Linked DNA regions of Homo sapiens: regions 1 and 3 are each linked to region 2. A link is a loop called in an ENCODE intact Hi-C map of the cell type or tissue named here. Cell type or tissue: heart left ventricle. All regions are shown on one strand. Region 1 has its middle 45 kb from the start of KBTBD2. Region 2 has its middle 14 kb from the start of FKBP9. Region 3 has its middle 43 kb from the start of LINC00997.

Region 1 (4,000 bases), 97 kb after region 2:
TAGGTGCCATGATTAGAAATAATGTAGAAATTAATAATCACAATTAATAAAGTGTACATGACAGACGCTTGCCATTCCTACTTTGACTGGGTGGAGATGTGGAAATCTTGTTATTCAGAGGTGAAGTAGGGAGGGCAAGTTCTAAAATGTTAGCCCTAGGGCACTAGAATCACTGGGGATTAAAAAAAATTCTAAATCTCAGGCCACACATCTCTAGGGGTGGGAAAAAGGCTTCAGGATTTTTTGAAGCTCCCCAAGTAATTTTAATGTGCAGATAAGTTTGAGAATTACTGCCATATAAGTCTGTTCAAAAAGGTCAAATTTGTTACCTATGTAAAGGGCTCAAGGGATTACCAAATTGTACTCTTCTGGGAAGAGAATTTTCCAGAGCAAGAGCGAGGCCTCCGAATCTGAAGTCTGTTCACTAAGCGGATACCAGAGTGAAGACTTGAGGAGCCTGGCCAAAGAGCAGGATATCAGCAGCAGGGGGCAGAGCCAGAGGTGGCCTGCAGGCATCTTTCTTTCCCAGTTTTCATGACATTATGCCAAATCTACTTAGCAGTGGCCATTTCGTATTTTCATTTCTATTTTTTCAGAAATGCATAAGGACTAAGGGTATCAGAGTAATCAGCATAACAACCAAACGAGCTGAAGTCTGCAAAATTCAACTCCCCCCGCCAAGATATTAAATTTGCCTACAGGAAAAAGGCCCACCAGATACTTAAAAAAATCAACGAAATGATATTATGCTGCATTTAAAAGAACATGCCTATGAAGCAGAATACCATGTAGTGCTACCATTTATTTGAAAGTCATTTTGACAACACTGTGCATACTTATTTAGAGTTTTGGGTTAAAGATAACTGAGTATAGAAAACTATAGAAAACATTGCTTTGAAAGTGGATCCAGTATCAATGTTATCCTAATCTCTTTGAAAAAAAGGAAAACTATCTCTTAATTACACTACAATCAAATCGAGTCTTCAATTCTTATATATTCATTCAGAATTTTAAAATCTCTCTCACGGGAGGAAATGTAAAAGGAAAGTTTTCAAGACCTTTTTGTACCTTAATATCCTTTTCAATTTCTAATGTAAAATGTATTCGTCCTGATAACGATGCTGTGAAATAAAGACCAATTCAGGAATGTAATGAAGTTTAAAAGTAGCTCCTCTTTTTCTGCATTGAGAACAATTTTGTTGATTCAAATTAGAAACTTCTAGTTGGGGGCAGGAGAAAAAGGAGGAAGAAGAAAGAAGCAAGCAATCTGTGACCTAGCGCTGATTATTGGCTGACTTCTAATAAAGGAAGAAGATTCGGATTTGTGGTGCCAAAACAAAAGTAATAAAGTGGAAAATGAATTTTTGCAATCCCCACACATCATTGAATTTATGTATTGTCTTCTAGACAAAGTAATCCTACAAAAGGAAGTTCTATTTCAAGGATTTTCACTCCTTTTCCATCTCTGAACTGAAAAGAAACGAGGTGCAGTTTGCAGCTTCAAAATATGTAAATAATCTATAATTCATATCAGTGTTCCGATTAAAAATTTCCTAATCTGTTCTTTGCTCCTTGCAAGTTTCATTGAAGCAGTGCCCCCTAACAGGCAAAGAAGGTACGTGGTAAAATTCAGCTCCTGGTAGAGTGTCCATCAACCAGCTCTGGTGGGATTGCTGTGAGGAATGGAGCGCCCCCTGGAGGCCAGTCATCCAGCCAGTCTGTACCCACCGATTAGAGCAGAGGCTCTCAAGTATCGTCCCTGGACGAACAGCCTCAACACCACCTGAGAACTGTTAAGAAATCCAAGTTCTGGGGCCCCACCATAGGCCAACTGAAACAGAAACCTCTGTGGTGGGGCCCAGCAATCTACAGGCCTTCCAGGTGATGCTGATGCCTGCTAATTAAAAGAGGAGCTACTTTTAAACTGTATTAGAACACCTCATTCCCCAAAGATGTCAGAATCAAGGTGTCATTGTGTTAAGAAAGTAATTACACAGGAATGAAGAGAGCTGAAATGTCTTTCCTACATAGAGAAAGAACCAAGAAGTTGATGTTTGTATCAAGTAAAAACATTGAGCTACAATTTAGAAAATGTTGATACCAACGTATTTTTTAAATACATTAAAGCAGCTTTTAGCAACCCTTTAATTATTCCCAATATATAGTTTGAATGAATTACTGTGTCCCTTGATGAAAAGGATAAAGGAATGTAAGTGACTCTACCATAAATACAGGAAAAGTTCGGATAATCTCAGTGCCTACCACTACCAACAACAAGACCAGAGTCTACCCCCACTGTTATGATCCCTCCCTCTCTTCTCAGGACTGCCATCTGACTCAAACCAGTTCATGGCTATCTGACTACAAAACGAGGCCGAACTTGATCACAGTCAAGGTGGAAATGAAAATAACAATCAAGAAAAACATTTCCCTCATTTTTCATGATTTTTTTATTTAACATATATAGTACATGTAAACAACTGGCACAAAATTCATAAAAATACAATACTCCTATGCAATATCACTTTATTCCTGATATATACTTTCATTTTCTCATTAATATCACTGGCCTATTTTAACACTATAGTTTTTTTGCCAAGCATTTTTAGAGGCTTATCTTTTTAAAGAAATACGGCCCCAACTTTGTTTTCTAAAATGTCATAGCAATAGCTATTTTGATCGCCTCTTTGCCCATCCTTACTTTCCTCACACTAAAGCAAAAATATTTTTAAATGCTAAAAATATGCAAAATACTGAGCTTTAATGCTGTTTTGTCACACCTATGGAACCTGCTATCACTCTGCATTGCCATCAAAGGTGTGGATGCTCCACAGCACTGGTGCTGTGAGCTGTGGCCACGGCTGCATAGCAGGGACCTTCAGGCCTCTGCTCCAAACTGGCTCTCCTAATATATAGTCACATTTTGCTGGGGGTTACATTCATAAACCCTGCTACAAGAGGATCCTTCTGGAAAAAGCTAATTTATACTACTTGTAATGGTTCCCAGCAAATGAAGCAGTTATAATAGTATTTTTAATGCTTTTTTCCTGTACAGAATTTCTACTTATTACATGTGAACTTATTTGGAAGGAAATTACTGGGGGTGAGAAAAATATAAAATAAATGTAAAAATATAATTTTTAAAAATTGTAGCTGCTGGATGTACACAATCAGCCACACTCAGGTGAGCAACAATCACAGATAAGCAGCGCGCACCTCCCTCTCCCTGCTCATGTCGACTCCCATCCTCAGCCTCAAGTGTCACTGCCCATTTTCCTGGACTGTTGTGCATCATCGCTCAAATGTTGCTTTTAATCCACAAATCACGGGCTGCTTTCCTATTTTCTAAAACTAGCAAAAGCCTAAGAAATAAAAATAGTCAACCAGCAAATGAGAAACAGTGGTCACAAATCTGAAGAACGCTGCCAGAGTCCCTCTCCTGGGCCGCCTCCAGGGAAGGAGCATCCCTAGGAGCTGCGGCTCTGGGCACTGGGGCAGGACTGGGGGGCGCTGCTTCTCTGAGGGCACACTCCTCAGCCTTTGCAGCTGACTCATGTCAGCAAGCTGCTGCTTCCTCGAGACCAGGCCTGCCCTTGGGCTCTGGTAAGAAGGTAGAAAGGGAACAGCGGCTTCCAGGAATGGGCACCAGAAACCATGCCTGAGGACTAAGGTCTGAAGGACAATCCACAATGAGGTTAATCTGCCTGTGGTTAAGAAAGAGAAGCTGTATAATTAAATGTGTAGTCAGTCAGCCATAGTCATGGTTTGCTTAGAATTTAAAACCCTAAAACCTTTTCTCAGAGCTACGAGGTTTCATCGTTTTGAAGAATCTCATTTCACACAAATTAACTTCTAGGAAACAAAAATTCATACAAGGAATTCAAAGAAGGTGTAGAAATTTCTCAAAATAAAAATAAATAGGAAGAAGAAAACTAAAGAGGAGGACGAAATATACTCATTCCTCATACTGAAATGATGATTTTTAGAACCAAAATTATAA
Region 2 (4,000 bases):
GATGAAATCCGTGAATATAAAAATCCAAGAAGTTCAACAAATTCCAATTAAGATGAACTCAAAGAGATTCACAACAAGACACATTATAGTCAAACTTTTGAAAGACAAAGACAAAGAGAGTATCTTTAAAGCAGCAAGAGAAGCAACTCATCTGACAAGGGATCCATAATTAGATTATGTGCAGATTTCTCATCAGAGACTTTAGAGGCCAGAAGGCACATGGCTAATATATTCAAATTGCTAAAAGGAAAAACCATCAATCATATGTCCTATATCGAGCAAGACTGTCCTTCAAAAATTAGGGACAAATTGAGACATTTCAAGATAAACAAAAGCCAAAGAAGTTTATTACCATTAGACAAGCCCTGAAAGAAATGTTCAAGGGAGTTCCACAGGCTGAAATAAAAGAACACTAGGCTAGGCACCGTGGCTCATGCTTGTATTCCCAGCACTTTGGAAGGCCGAGGCAGGTGGATCACTTGAGGTCAGGAGTTTGAGAACAGCCTGGCCAACATGGTGAAACCCCGTCTCTACTAAAAACACAAAAATTAGCTGGGCGTGGTGGCATATGCCTGTAATTCCAGCTATTTGGGAGGCTGAGGCACAAGAATCGCTTGAACCCTGGGGGCGGAGGTTGCAGTGAGCCAAGATTGAGCCACTGCATTCCAACCTGGGTGACAGAGTGAGATTTTCTTGGAAAAATGAGACAAAAATAAATTTAAAAAAAGAAGAAATAAAAGAACACTAGACAGTAAGCAGAAGCTATATGAAGAAATAAGGATCTCAATAAAGATAAATAGTCGGGTAATTATAAAACCTAGTATTGTAACAATGGTTTGTAACTGTAGTTATTGCCTTTTTTTTCTTTCTTTCTTTTGTTTTTTAGATGGAGTTTCACTCTTGTTGCTCAGGCTGGAGTGCAATGACGCAATCTTGGCTCACTGCAACCTCCGCCTCCCGAGTTCAAGCGATTCTCCTACCTCAGCCTCCCGAGTGGCTGGGAATTACAGGCATGTGCCACTACGCCCGGCTAATTTTTTGCATTTTTAGTGGAGATGGGGTTTCTCCATGTTGGTCAGGCTGGTCTCGAACTCCTGACCTCAGGTGATCTGCCCGCCTCAGCCTCCCAAAGTGCTGGGATTACAGGCATGAGCCACTTTAGCAAGTCTCTAAAAATAAATAAAAAATAAAATTTACCACCAAAGAAAAGCTCTGGACCTAATTGCTTCACTGGTGAATTCTACCAAACATTTAAAGAACTAACACCAGTTTGGCCGAGTGCAGTGGCTCATGCCTGTAATCCCAGCACTTTGGGAGGCTGAGGCAGGCGGATCACAAGGTCAGGAGATCGAGACCATGGTGAATCCCGTCTCTACTAAAAATACAAAAAATTGGCTGGGTGCAGTGGCGGGCGCCTGTGGTCTCAGCTACTTGGGAGGCTGAGGCAAGAGAATGGCGTGAACCCCGGGGGGCAGAGCTTGCAGTGAGCCGAGATCACGCCACTGCACTCCAGCCTGGGCAACAGAGCAAGACTCTGTCTTAAAAAAAAAAAAAAAAAAAAGAACTAACACCAATTCTTTTCAATCATTTCCAAAAAAATTAAAGAGAAAGGAAAACTTCCTATCTCATATTGAGGCTAGCATTACCCTGATACAAAGCCAGACAAAGACATTATAAGAAAACTACACCCCCAAATCACTTATCAACATTAATGCAAAAATTCTCAACAAAATGGTAGGAAAACAGGTTGAATACCTTATTAACAGGGTAATGCACTATGACCAAATGGAATTGATTCCTGGAATACAAGGATGGTTCAACACACACAAATCAATAAATGTAATATGCCACATTAACCTACTTGCACCTACTTGCTGCAAAACAAGTAAGAGGCCCAGGGTAAGGTGTCCGTTTAGATTCCATATGAATTTTAGGATTGGTTTTCCTATTTCTGTAAAAAAAAAAGTCAGTGGGATTTTGCCAGGGATTGCACTGAATGTGTAGATCACTATAAGGGTGGTAATAACACAAGTTTAAGATTAAAGACATTCTTATTAAGGGTTTAGCTGATTGGTACATAACAAGTGCTGTGTATGGTAGCTTTTATTTTCATCTCCAGAACCTATACCTTGCTAAATACAATATACATTGACTATGTTTTAAGCATGGATCATATGATCTGAAAATTGGAGAATTTATATGCAGAGTATTGCTTTCTTCCAAAAATGGCTGAATCCTATTGCTATGTAATGAGCAGCTCCCGTGGGTCTGGTCACTAGGGATCTACAAACCTGACTTGCACAAGACCCCTTGCCTCGGTCGGGAACCTCAAAGGGGCAGGGAGATGAGTGTGGCCTGGCGGGAACCCTGAAGCTCCTGGAAGCTTCCCCAGGCTCCCAACCAGGGCCCCGCCCCGCCTCGGCTCCAGCCGCCGCCAGCGGGCGCTCCCCGCCCACCGGCGGCTGGGCTCTGGGGCTCTGCGCACTGACTTGGGGCCGGCCGCGGGCAGGCGGGCATCTGGCGGCCGAGGCCGGGACTTCGGGGCCCCTCCCGGGCGAGTCGCGGGGCGGCGGCGGGAAGGGGCGCCGCACGGAGGAAGTGCCCTCTTGGCCGCAGCCAGAGCCGCGCCGCAGGTGCCGCGATGTCGTCCTGGCCGGGGCGCGAGGATGCGAGGGCTGGGGGCGCGTGGTGGCCGCGGGAGCCGCTGGATCAGGAACTGCAGCGGGCCCGGGAGCAGAAGCGGCGGCGGCACGACGCCCAGCAGCTGCAGCAGCTCAAGCGCCTGGAGTCCTTGTGAGTCTCGAGCAGCCGTCTGGGCCGCAGTCCGCGCGCCGCCCGTTTTCTGGGAACAGGGGCGCCCGGCGCCGTGTTGGGCGCTGGGCTGGGTCCTCCAAGCCCCCAGGACCCAGGCAGGGGTGCGGGCCTGTGAGGAACCTAGTGCCTGCGACGGGACTTCTAGTCCTCACTGGGTGGGGAGCGAGGCCCGCCCGGCCACGGAGGGGCCCTGGAGGCCGCGGCGCGGGTGGGCGGGGGCCTCGGCCCGGGGAGGCGGCAGCGGCTTGCGCTCCTCGCCCCCGCTTTGGTGTGGGCGTCGCCTCTTTTGGGGAAGCCAAGAGTTATTGGCGCTTGCTCGGCATTTGTGGACCGAACAGGCAAGTTCAACCGAGCACGCTGCCCCCGCGCTCCACCTCTGAGTTCCCTGGGCCACTGCGACATGGAGAAACCCCGTTCTTTTCATCCTCTGCTACGGAGAAGGGACGAGGACACGGGTCCTGCAGTGTTGGTGTGGCGAGGCCCGGAAGAAGAGAGAATGGGCGGCGGGGACTGGCCACGGCGCTGCTAGGTAGAACAGAGGCGGACTTGTTTTCTCCGGGTTGGAGGGAATTTTGTTGTTGTTTTTTTTATTTTTTACCAGGGTTCAGGGTGGGCATTCAGGGAGCCAGCTGCCGTTTGGCACCACGCGGAATTCGGGCCCTGACTTGGGAGGCCTTGCGCTCCCGTGGCTCCAGTTCAAGGAGGGTCCAGATGACCCGGGAGAGTGTGGTGTAAAGAAGATTCAAAGGTGGGGGAGGGAGATATGGCTTCCCCCTACGCTTCTAGGTTCTTTAGCTGGGCCACAGATTAAATTGTCATAAGACAGATTAACAAGAGAAAAACTATTTTTACATACCCATGCACTGGAGGGCCACAAAAGTGGGAGACTGAAAGAAGGGCCAGGGAATAGGAGCATGGGCCTTTTGGGGCGTGGTGGAGACAAATTATGGAAGGGTCAAAATGTATGATGAATAAAGGTTGCTTTGTTAGGCTCCCAGGTGATAAAAGCTGTCTCCAGGCAGCTCTCTTTCTGATACAGATACGTTTACTCATGGAAATTTCCTTTAAAGATGTAAATTTCTCTTTACAAAAGGGGAGCAGTTGCCGGCGAGGTGAAGTTTTCCTGTGTTGGCTGGTTCTGTTTCTTTTAGCTCAGAGTCATCAGTATGTCAGGGTGGCATATTTT
Region 3 (4,000 bases), 140 kb after region 2:
GGGAAGCAAAGCATAGGTTTGGAAAATTCACAGGAAGCAGAAATTTGGAAAATTTGCAGCCTGACCATATGGAAGAAAAGAAAAACCCATTTTCTGGGGAGGAACTCAAGTGAGCTGCTGAAGTTTGCACAAGTAACAAGCAGTCAACTGTTAATAGCCAAGACAATGGGGAAAATGTCTCCAGGGCATATCAAAGACCTTCATGGAAGCCGTTTTCATCACAGGCCTGGAGGCCTAGGAGGGAAAAATGGTTTCATGGGCCAGGCCCAGGGCCCCACTGCTCTGTGCAGCTTCAGGACTTGGTGCCTTGTTTCCCGCCTGCTCTAGCTTGAGCTGTGGCTAAAAGGGGCCAAGCTAAAGCTTAGATTGTTGCTTCAGAGGGTGTAAGCCCCATGATTTGGAAGCTTCTATGTGGTGTTGGGCCTGTGGGTGTGAAGACAAGAGATGAGCTTTGGGAACTTCTGCCTAGATTTCAGAGGGTGTATGGAAATACCTGGATGTCCAGGCAGAAGTCTGCTGCAGAGGCAGAGCCCTCATGGAGAACCTCTCCTAAGGCAGTGTGGAAGGCAAATGTGGGGCTGGAGCCCCCATACAGACTCCCCACTGGGGCACTGTCTAGTGGAGCTGAGAAGAGGGCCACTGTCGTTCAGACCCCAGAATGGTAGTTTGCACCATGAACCTGGAAAAGCCACTCAACATCAGCCCATGAGAACAGCTGCAGGGCTGTACTCTGCAGAGCCACAGGGGCAGGGCTGCCCAAGGCCATGGGAGCCCACCCCTTGCATCAGCATGCCCTCGATGTGAGACATGAAGTCAAAGGATATTTTGGAGCTTGAAGATTTAATGAGTGCCCTATTGGGTTTCGGATGTGCATGGGGCCTGTGGCCCCTTTGTTTTAGCCAGTTTGACCAATTTGGAATGGGAACATTTACCTAATGCCTTTACCCCCATTGAATCTTGGAAGTAACTAACTTATTGATTTTACAGGTTCATAGGTGGAAGGGACTTGCCTTGTCTAAGATGAGACTTTGAACTTGGACTTTTGAGTTAATGGTGGAATGAGTAAGACTTTGGGAGACTGTTGAGAAGGTATAATTGATTTTGAAATGTGAAAAGGTTGTCAGATTTGGGAGGGGCCAGGGCAGAATGATATGGTTTGGCTCTGTGTCCCCACCCAAATCTCATCTCAAATTGTAATCCCCATGTGTCAAGGAAGGGAACTGGGAGATGATTGGATCATGGGGGTTGTTTCTCCTATGTTGTCCTCATGATAGTGAGGGAGTTTGCCTGAGATCTAATGGTTTTAAAGTATGACAGTTCCACTTCACTCTCTCTCCCTTTCTCCTGCCACCATGTAAGATGTGCCTTGCTTCTCTTTCATCTTCTGCCATGATTGTAAGTTTCCTGAGGCCTCCCAGCCATTCAGAACTGTGAATCAAGCTTCTTTTGTTTATAAATTACCTAGTCTCTTGTAGTATCTTTATAGCAGTGTGAGAACAGACTAATACATTATTCTATGAACTTATATATCTACAATTGTTCAAGCACCATTTTTGAAAAGACTATCCTCTCCCTGTTGAATACTTTTATTAAAAATATTGACTATATGTAGGGTCCAGCCCCACGGGGTCTGTGGGTTTTTCTCCCCGTGTGCAGAGATGAGAGATTGTAGAAATAAAGACACAAAACAAAGAGATAAAAGAAAGGACAGCTGGGCCCGGGGGACCACTACCACCAAGAGGCGGAGACCAGTAGTGGCCCCAAATGCCAGGCTGCGCTGATATTTATTGGATACAAGACAAAGGGGCAGGGTAAGGAGTGTGAGCCATCTCCAATGATAGGGAAGGTCATGTGGGTCACATGTCCACTGGACAGGGGACCCTTCCCTGCCTGGCAGCCGAAGAGGCAGAGAGAGAGAGAGAGAGAGAGAGACAGCTTATGCCACTATTTCTGCATATCAGACACTTTTAGCACTTTCACTAATTTTGCTACTGTTATCTAAAAGGCAGAGCCAGGTGTACAGGATGGAACATGAAAGTGGACTAAGGAGCATGACCACTGAAGCACAGCATCACAGGGAGATGGTTAGGCCTCCAGATAACTGCTGGTGGGCCTGACATCAGTCAGGCCCTCCACAAGAGGTGGAGGATTAGAGCCTTCTCTAAACTCTCCTGGGGAAAGGGAGACTCCCTTTCCTGGTCTGCTAAGTAGCTAGTGTTTTAACTTGACACTGACGCTACTGCTAGACCACGGTCTGCTTGGCAACAGGTGTCTTCCCAGACGCTGGCGTTACTGCTAGACCAAGGAGCCCTCTGGTGGCCCTGTCCGGGCATAACAGAGGCTCGCACTCTTGTCTTCTGGTCACTTCTCACTATGTCCCCTCAGCTCCTATCTCTGTATGGCCTGGTTTTTCCTAGGTTATGATTATAAAGCGAGGATTATTATAATATTGGAATAAAGAGTAATTGCTACAAACTAATGATTAATGATATTCATATATAATCATGTCTATGATCTAGATCTAGTATAACTCTTGTTGTTTTATATATTTTATTATATTGGAGCGGCTCGTGCCCTCGGTCTCTTGCCTTGGCATCTAGGTGGCTTGACACCCACAACTATACAGGCCAGGCGCTGTGGTTCACGTCTGTAATCCCAGCACTTTGGGAGGCAGAGGCAGGCGGATCACTTGTGGTCAGGAGTTTGAGACCAGCCCAGCCAACATGGTGAAACCCTGTCTCTACTAAAAATACAAAAATTAGCTGGGTGTTCACACTTGTAATCCCAGCTACTTGGGGGACTGAGGCAGGAGAATCACTTGAACCTGGGAGGCAGAGGATTCAGTGAGCCAAGATCACACCACTGGACTCCAGCCTGTGCAGCAGAGCAAGACTCCATCTCAAAAAAAAAAAAAAAAAAAAAAAAAAAAAAAATATATATATATATATATATATATATATATATATATATATATGGACTATACATGTGTATGTGAGGATCTTTCTGGATTCAATTATATCCCATTGATCTATGTCTATCCTTATGCAGTACCATGTTATCTTTATTATAATAAAATTTTGAAATAGTTTAGAGTAAGTCTCCTTTGTTCTTTTTGTAAAAATTGTTTTGACTATTGTAGGACCTTTGCTTTTCCACATAAACGTTATAATCAGCCCATCCATTTCTGCAAAAAAAGGAAAAAAAACATAGTGGTGGTTTGATAACAATTGCATTGAATCTGCAGACCAATTTGGAGAGAATTACCAACTTACCAATATCAACTCCTCCAAACTATGAACATGGTATATTTCTCTCTTCAGATCTTTTTAAATCTCTCTCAGCAATGTTATATAGTGTACAGTTCTTATACATCTCTTGTTGAATTTATTGCTAAATGGTTTTCTTTAATGACACTGTTAATTTTTTTATGGCTGGGCACAGTAACATAATCCCAGCCCTTTGGGAGATCAAAGTGGGCAAATTGCTTGAGCCCAGGAGTTTGAGACCAGCCTGGGCAACATGACAAAACCCCATCTCTACAAAAAATATGAAAATTAGCCGGGCATGGTAGCTTGTGCCTGCAGTCTCAGGTACTCAGGAGGCTGCAGTGGGAGGACTGATTGAGACTGGGAGGTTGAGGCTGCAGTTAACCATGATGGCACCACTGCACTCCAGCTTGGGTGACAGAGTGAGACCTTACCTCAAAAAAAAAATGTTTTTTAATAGTTGATAGTACATACAATGCAGTTGTTTATTGACTTTTTTTTTTTTTTTCAGAGATGAGGTCTTGCTCTGTTGCCCAGGCTAGCCTTGAACTACAGGGCTTAAGTGACCCTCCCACGTCAGCCACCTCAGTAGCTGGGACTGCAGGCATGAGCCACCAAGCTTGGCTTATATTGGTCTTTATCTTGTAATCCGGCTACGTTATTATTTCTAGAGTTTTTGTTTTGTTTTTTGAGACTCCTTCAAAGCCATATGCCTTTTCATTTTTCCTTAAACT

The links. A loop is a pair of places that touch in the nucleus more often than their neighbours do. Peaks named below come from ENCODE experiments on the same cell type or tissue, not always from the same donor. Only the 100,000 strongest peaks of a DNase experiment are listed, where the experiment ranks them.
Region 1: it touches region 2 in a loop (10-fold over the local background); 60 of 110 quality-filtered maps call a loop at or near these places.
Region 3: a loop joins it to region 2, with 10 times the contacts of the local background. A loop is called at or near these places in 37 of 110 quality-filtered maps.

The regions. Positions count from the first base shown.
Region 1 is chr7:32,844,494-32,848,493 of GRCh38, reverse strand. No RefSeq gene overlaps it. Among named protein-coding and RNA genes, the nearest start is that of KBTBD2, 45 kb to the left of the region's middle. RefSeq lists enhancers at 3,004-3,503, 3,504-4,000. In heart left ventricle, a CTCF peak has its summit at 1,670 (motif pointing left); a DNase peak (open chromatin) is centred at 1,703.
Region 2 is chr7:32,941,663-32,945,662 of GRCh38, reverse strand. It overlaps the pseudogene RP9P. Among named protein-coding and RNA genes, the nearest start is that of FKBP9, 14 kb to the left of the region's middle. RefSeq lists silencers at 2,342-2,751, 2,942-3,101 and an enhancer at 3,751-4,000. In heart left ventricle, a CTCF peak has its summit at 2,420 (motif pointing right); DNase peaks (open chromatin) are centred at 2,472, 2,742 and 3,082; H3K4me3 peaks cover 1,879 bases; H3K27ac peaks cover 1,796 bases.
Region 3 is chr7:32,798,952-32,802,951 of GRCh38, reverse strand. No RefSeq gene overlaps it. Among named protein-coding and RNA genes, the nearest start is that of LINC00997, 43 kb to the right of the region's middle. In heart left ventricle, a CTCF peak has its summit at 2,322 (motif pointing left); a DNase peak (open chromatin) is centred at 2,301.